Linked DNA regions of Homo sapiens: region 1 is linked to region 2. A link is a loop called in an ENCODE intact Hi-C map of the cell type or tissue named here. Cell type or tissue: OCI-LY7. All regions are shown on one strand. Links, peaks and the distances in the headings refer to the core of each region. The heading gives the core; the rest is flanking DNA.

What was found. Hi-C counts contacts between places; a loop is a spot of excess contacts. Peaks named below come from ENCODE experiments on the same cell type or tissue, not always from the same donor. Only the 100,000 strongest peaks of a DNase experiment are listed, where the experiment ranks them.
Region 1: it touches region 2 in a loop (7-fold over the local background); 2 of 110 quality-filtered maps call a loop at or near these places.

Annotation. Positions count from the first base shown.
Region 1 is chr1:178,752,391-178,755,302 of GRCh38, reverse strand. The region is part of intron 1 of RALGPS2 (Ral GEF with PH domain and SH3 binding motif 2); the gene reads right to left. Among named protein-coding and RNA genes, the nearest start is that of RALGPS2-AS1, 28 kb to the right of the region's middle. In OCI-LY7, for the core only: CTCF peaks have their summits at 1,523 and 1,728 (motif pointing right); a DNase peak (open chromatin) is centred at 1,742; H3K4me3 peaks cover 208 bases; H3K27ac peaks cover 943 bases.
Region 2 is chr1:178,580,106-178,583,017 of GRCh38, reverse strand. It overlaps LOC105371632 (a long non-coding RNA gene), which reads left to right. Exons shown (of 4, transcript XR_922315.3): 1 at 1-2,912. Among named protein-coding and RNA genes, the nearest start is that of C1orf220, 39 kb to the right of the region's middle. RefSeq lists an enhancer at 1,705-1,754. In OCI-LY7, for the core only: CTCF peaks have their summits at 1,058 and 1,259; DNase peaks (open chromatin) are centred at 517, 1,527 and 1,927; H3K4me3 peaks cover 2,187 bases; H3K27ac peaks cover 2,500 bases.

The DNA of each region.
Region 1 (2,912 bases), core at 280-2,779, 170 kb before region 2:
CATGCTCACTACCAAGGTGATGGGATCAATCATACCCCAAACCTCAGCATAACACAATATACCCAGGTAACAAATCTACTACACATGTACCCCATGAATCTAAAATAAAAACTGAAATTATAAAAGAAAAAAAATCACACATGCATTGGAAAAAAATAAAAAGAAAAAAGGAAATGTGACAAAATGTTAAAAACTGGTGAACTGGCCGGGCACTTTGGCTCATGCCTGTAATCTCAGCACTTTAGGAGGCCAAGACAGGCACATCACCTGAGGTCAGGAGTTCAAGACCAGCCTGGCCAACATGGTGAAACCCTGTCTCTACTAAAAACACAAAAATCAGCCAGGCATGGTGGCATATGCCTGTAGTTCCAGCTACTCGGGAGGCTGAGGCAGGATAATCACTTGAATATGGGAGGCAGAAGTTGCAGTGAACTGAGATTGCACCACTGCACTCCAGCCTGGGCAACAGAGTGAGACTTCGTCTCAAAACAATCAAACAAACAAACAAACAAAAACTGGTAAATTTAGTAGAAGGTATATAGGAGTTCTCTATTTTAAATAATTTTATATGTCAACTTGACTGAACCACAGGATGCCCAGACATTTGGTCAAACACTATTCTGGGTGTGTCTTTGAGGGTATTTCTGGATGAGATAAAAACCTGGATTAGTAGACTGAGTAAGGCAGATTGCCCACCCAATGTGGCAGACCTCATCTGTTGAGGGTATGAATAGAACAAAAAGGCTGTAAGAGGGAACTCTGCCTGCCTGAGTGCTTTAACTGAACATTGGTGTTTTCCTCCCTTTGGACTCAAGACTGAAACAACAAAACTCTTCTCAGGTCTAGAACCTGCTGGCTTTTGGACTAGAACTTATACCACCGGCTCTCCTGCTTTTCAGGCCTTCACACTCAGTCAGGAATTACATATTAACTGTTTTGGGTATCCAGCTTACCAATGGCATATCTTGGGACTTCTCAGCTTCTAGGATCATGTGAGCCAATTCCTTGTAATATATACTATATAAGAAATTATATAGTGTATGTAATTATATAAGGATTATATATATAATAAAATATATATACACATCCTATTCATTCTGTTTCTCTGGAGAACCCTAATACACTGTAAATTCTCCCAAATTATACAGAAGCTCCTCAACTTAAAAACCTTCAACCTGCAGGCTGGGGCACGGTGGCTCACACCTGTAATCCCAGCACTTTGGGAGGCCGAGGCGGGCGGATCACGAGGTCAGGATATCAAGACCATACTGGCTAACACAGTGAAACCCCGTCTCTATTAAAAATTAGCCGGGCGTGGTGGCGGGCGCCTGTAGTCCCAACTACTCGGGAGGCTGAGGCAGGAGAATGGCGTGAACCCAGGAGGTGGAGCTTGCACTGAGTCAAGATTGCGCCATCACACTCCAGCCTGGGCGACAGAGTGAGACTCCATCTCAAAAAAAAAAAACCTTCAACCTGCAAATTTTCATAGAAACCAACAAAGCTACACATCCAATAGACAGTACAACTCTAATGCAGGTACTGTTATAACTGAAGTGTTTTACGGTTTTTTCTTCCTGCTTAAAGCACTTGGTACATAAGTATCTCTAACTCGATTCCATAATAAGACAGAGACGCTTGGTCTCAAACATTTTTGTTTGAGTATTACGGTGAACATTACGCTACAACATAAATTTTAAAAGAAAAAGTACAACTGTTACCACCAACAGATGGCGTTAGTGATCACTTGTTTAGCATCAATCTGGACTTGAGACAAAATGAGCCGAGGAACAGCTTTTTGGACCTAAGCTCATATATCCATAAATTTTTGCCTCATGCTAATAATACAGATGAATATTATTTAGGAGATGGAAGATATTTTAGAGATCTCAACTTAGGGTGCATTTCAAACCCCCAGGTCTTCTCTAATTTTAATATTTGACTTGTCTCAGGGCCCATGTCCCACCCCCAAATACCATAGAGAATCATGGCTGTAGGAATTCATTGTAAAGTGATGAGAAAGTGTTGTATCTTTCAAATGTGTAAGAATGAAAGAATACGAAGGCAGGAAAAAAAAGGACAAATTTGCTAACCCACTGCTTTGTTCCAATCCTGATTTTACATAAGACAACATCAATCCAATGCCAAGGTCATGTGATCTTGCCAAGTCCACATAACCAGTATGGCACATTCAGTGCCTCGTATTCAGTGGACTACCAGTAGTTCAAGTACAGTACAGAGGGCAAATGTAAACAGAGGTGGGAAGCATCAGGAACTGAGTCTGAAGAAATAAAGGGCAATGTTTGTCACAATAACAGAAAAGCCTGGACTGTACACAATGAAAAGGCAGAGTCCATATTAATGAACTATTAAATTGTATCTTACAAATTCCATTCAGGATACATACATAAACAGAAAAAGAGAGAGAGAAAGACCATACTGAATTCAGAAGTCTCAACAAATGGATACCTAAGCAATGACTTCCCCTACAACAGACCCTTGGTATCAGTTTATTAAGTATTTTTTCCAAGGCAACTTGAAAGATTTCCAAATTGGAGAATATTACTATGGCATATAAAACATTAAAGTATAACTATTTTTTAACTCCTTCAGACCTTTAATGATTCTAAGAAGATTGAAATAATTTATACTTATTCACATTACTATATAAACTGTAAAGCTGACTCATATGCACCATGAATTTAAGCCATCACGAAATGTTACATTTTACTCTTTAATTTACTCTAAATTCTTCCTTCTACAGCTATTGCTTTTTGCTTCTCTTTGATCACCAGCAGTAGGAGTAGCTGCAGGAAGATAGTGCTGGCAACAAAAGCTACTATGGCCAGGCAACATGGCTCACACCTGTATCTCACCACTTTGGGAGAGGGAAGTGAGAGGGCCACTTGAGCCCA
Region 2 (2,912 bases), core at 137-2,636:
GGCCTGTGACATCAATAGTCCCCACCTTAAGAGAGAACCAGTGGGCTCACCTGAAGGGCCAGTGGTTTCAATGACCCACTGTGGGCAGAGCAGGAATTGGACTTCATTTGATTGATTGATTGATTGAGAAAGGGGTCTTGCTCTGTTGACCAGTTGACCAGGCTGGTTTTGAACTCTTGGCCTCAAGTTATCCTCCTGCCTCAGCCTCCCAAAGTGCTGGGATTACAGGTGTGAACCACTGTGCCTGGCCAGGAATTGGACTTCAAATGGGGGCAAACCAATCTGCCACATATCCTACAGACTAATAGAGCTTAATTTAGTGGCTGCTTACTCAGAAGGGATTTACTTCTTCTTTTCCCATCTGTTTGGATGTTTCCTATAGGTTCAGAGTCCATCTGACTTTAGTGGAGCCATGGAGACTCTTGCTGGAACTGTGCAGCCCATCTTTGCATTTTCTTTTGAGTGGCATCGTCCAGTGAAGAGGAAGAATAAATGAGGTGAAAGGAGAGAGGCCACTAGCAGGGAACTCTAGCTCTGATTTCCTGGCAGCAAAATCTGCTCCTCTTGCCAGAGGGGCACTTGGGGCTTTACTGTTTGGCCTCTTCCCACTGCTCATATCTGTTTCTTGATATTCCTCCAAAATGTACCAGTCCTTCTAAGACCAGACATCAGGACTCTGAGTTCTTCCAGGGAGTGACATAGAAAGAGAGGCTTCTTTTTCTCTCCTATTCTCTTCATTCCTGCAACCCAACCCTGTATCTTTCCATCGTGCCAAGGAAGCATCACACACACTGCTCCATAGTCCCTACTCCATAGTCCTCACAGGCAGGGCCTCCTGTCCTCCCATCTGCCTGGCATCACCCAGTACACAGGTCCCAGTGGCGCGTCCTGATGCCTGGGCTCACCAGCTTTCAAGTAGGAGACCAGAGAACTCACTGGGAAGTGGGTGTAAAATATGTTTAGTGCCCACATTAACATTTCATTCTGGTTATGCACCATCAAGGGGCCAGAGAGCAGATGGGATAATTAAAATCTCAAGACAATTGGTTTTAACTTCCTTCCCCATTAGACCTTTCACCAGTGCAATTAATTTCCCTATTTTTCTCCTTTTATTTTCTTTAATCAACCTCTGTTTAGGGAGCTAATGAGCCATGACAAGAACAAAAGGCCAGCAGCCAAGAGGAGGGGGAAATAGGAGCTGGCAGACCAGACCGGACTGCGGCTCCTGAGCTGGTTGTTTCCCTTCTCAAAGGCGCAAGTAAGGTGTCGCTGTCCTTTACTCCGCTCAAAACTTTAGGCCTCCTCTGCGAGGCTGCTCCCCTCCATGGCACCCACCCACAGGGCAGAAATGCAGAAAGCAAGGCTTTGCCTCTAGGGTGGGAGGGGAGGGAGGAGCTGGTTCCCAAGGGAACAAGGAATCCCGTTTGAGAGACTAGGATGTTCTCAGCCTCAGAACTGGCTTGCGAGCTGGCCAAACATGCAAATACCCACAGGTGCAGCATGTAAAAGAGAAGTGGCCTTGGGTGAGGCTGCAGGGGCAGCTGGCCGCACATTTTGCATATGCTCCTAGGAAGCTAAAGTTAGGCTCTGGTTTACCCCAGGTGTAGGGGCCACATTTAGCTATTCCTCACCACTGAGCAAGGGGCTTGCTGCATTATTTGGCTAGGGCAGGGTCTGGCTTGCCCTCTGAGTCCTGAATTGGGTCCCGGGCCATTGCTGTATTTGGGTAAGGTTAGGGTAATCACAACTACTCTTTCCCTTCCCCCAACCAAGTCTGAACATCATCGATTTAACACCTAAGATGGACTTGAAGGATTGTCTCCATCCCAGAGCTAAGACATCACCAGGATTCCATACTAGCAGACCCCAATCTGGTTTGCTCATGGACTTCGCCTGTACCATTTCTCCTAACCAGTCTTCTACAGCATCACTTGCTCTGCTTGGCACCCTGCCAGCCTCTGACCCCTAGATGGGCCTTCCTTTTTGTGGCCCAGCCTCATCCCCATACCCGATGCTCTGCTTCTCTGGCCTCCCATTTTTCTCTCTTCTTTGGCCACAGTTTGAATTCCTATTCCGATGAGCTACCTTGAGCCACGTGGCTCACTCCTAGGACCTCATCCAGTTCCCCATGTGTGCAGGACCCAGGAGTCTGGAGGAGGGAGCGGCCTCAAAGACCAGAGGAGGGGGAGGGTGTCGATCAGAGACTGGCACGGGGAGAGGAGGTGTAGGCTGTTGGTGCTGAGGGGATGCCTGCACCCCTCAGGTCTTGTTTCTTCCTCCACCAGCTGCCCCCTCCTCCCAGAAGTGGGATCTGAGCCACCCCAGGGTCCAGGCCAGGAACAAGGGCCCTGTTTGCCACACTCCAGGGCATCTGTGTTGTGCTAAAGGCATGGTGCCCTCTTTTTTCTTTTATAAAGAGTTCAGGATGTGCCCTGAGGAGGAGGGATGGGGAGGGAATGGTGGTGGTCAGAGGATGTGAAGCATCCACTTAGGGTCAGAAATTGCCATGTGTCAGTGGGTGTCAGGGGCAGGTGAAGTCTTTAGTGGTCTCTGAGACCTTGTACTAGTGGGGTGAGAGGGGAGGATGGAGTAGGGAGAGATCAGACCCCCTATCCCATCTTCACCTTGGGCAGCCACCCAGTCAGTGAGGAAGAGCGCATTCCTTTTTTTGGTCCTGGAGCTTAAGGGCTGTTCTCTTGTTGGTAGAAAGCTATAGATTCTAATGCTTCCAAATCAGAGACAGAGGCTGGCTGTGACTGGATTCTGGTCACTAGAATCACAGCGAGGAAGGCTGAAGCCTGTGACGGGGAAGTGTCTAGGAAATCATTGCCCGTAATCCTCCCTGGGCTATTTTTTTTTACATGGTGGTTTTTCCTAGTTCATTGACAGTGATGACCGGTTCCCTACAGAGC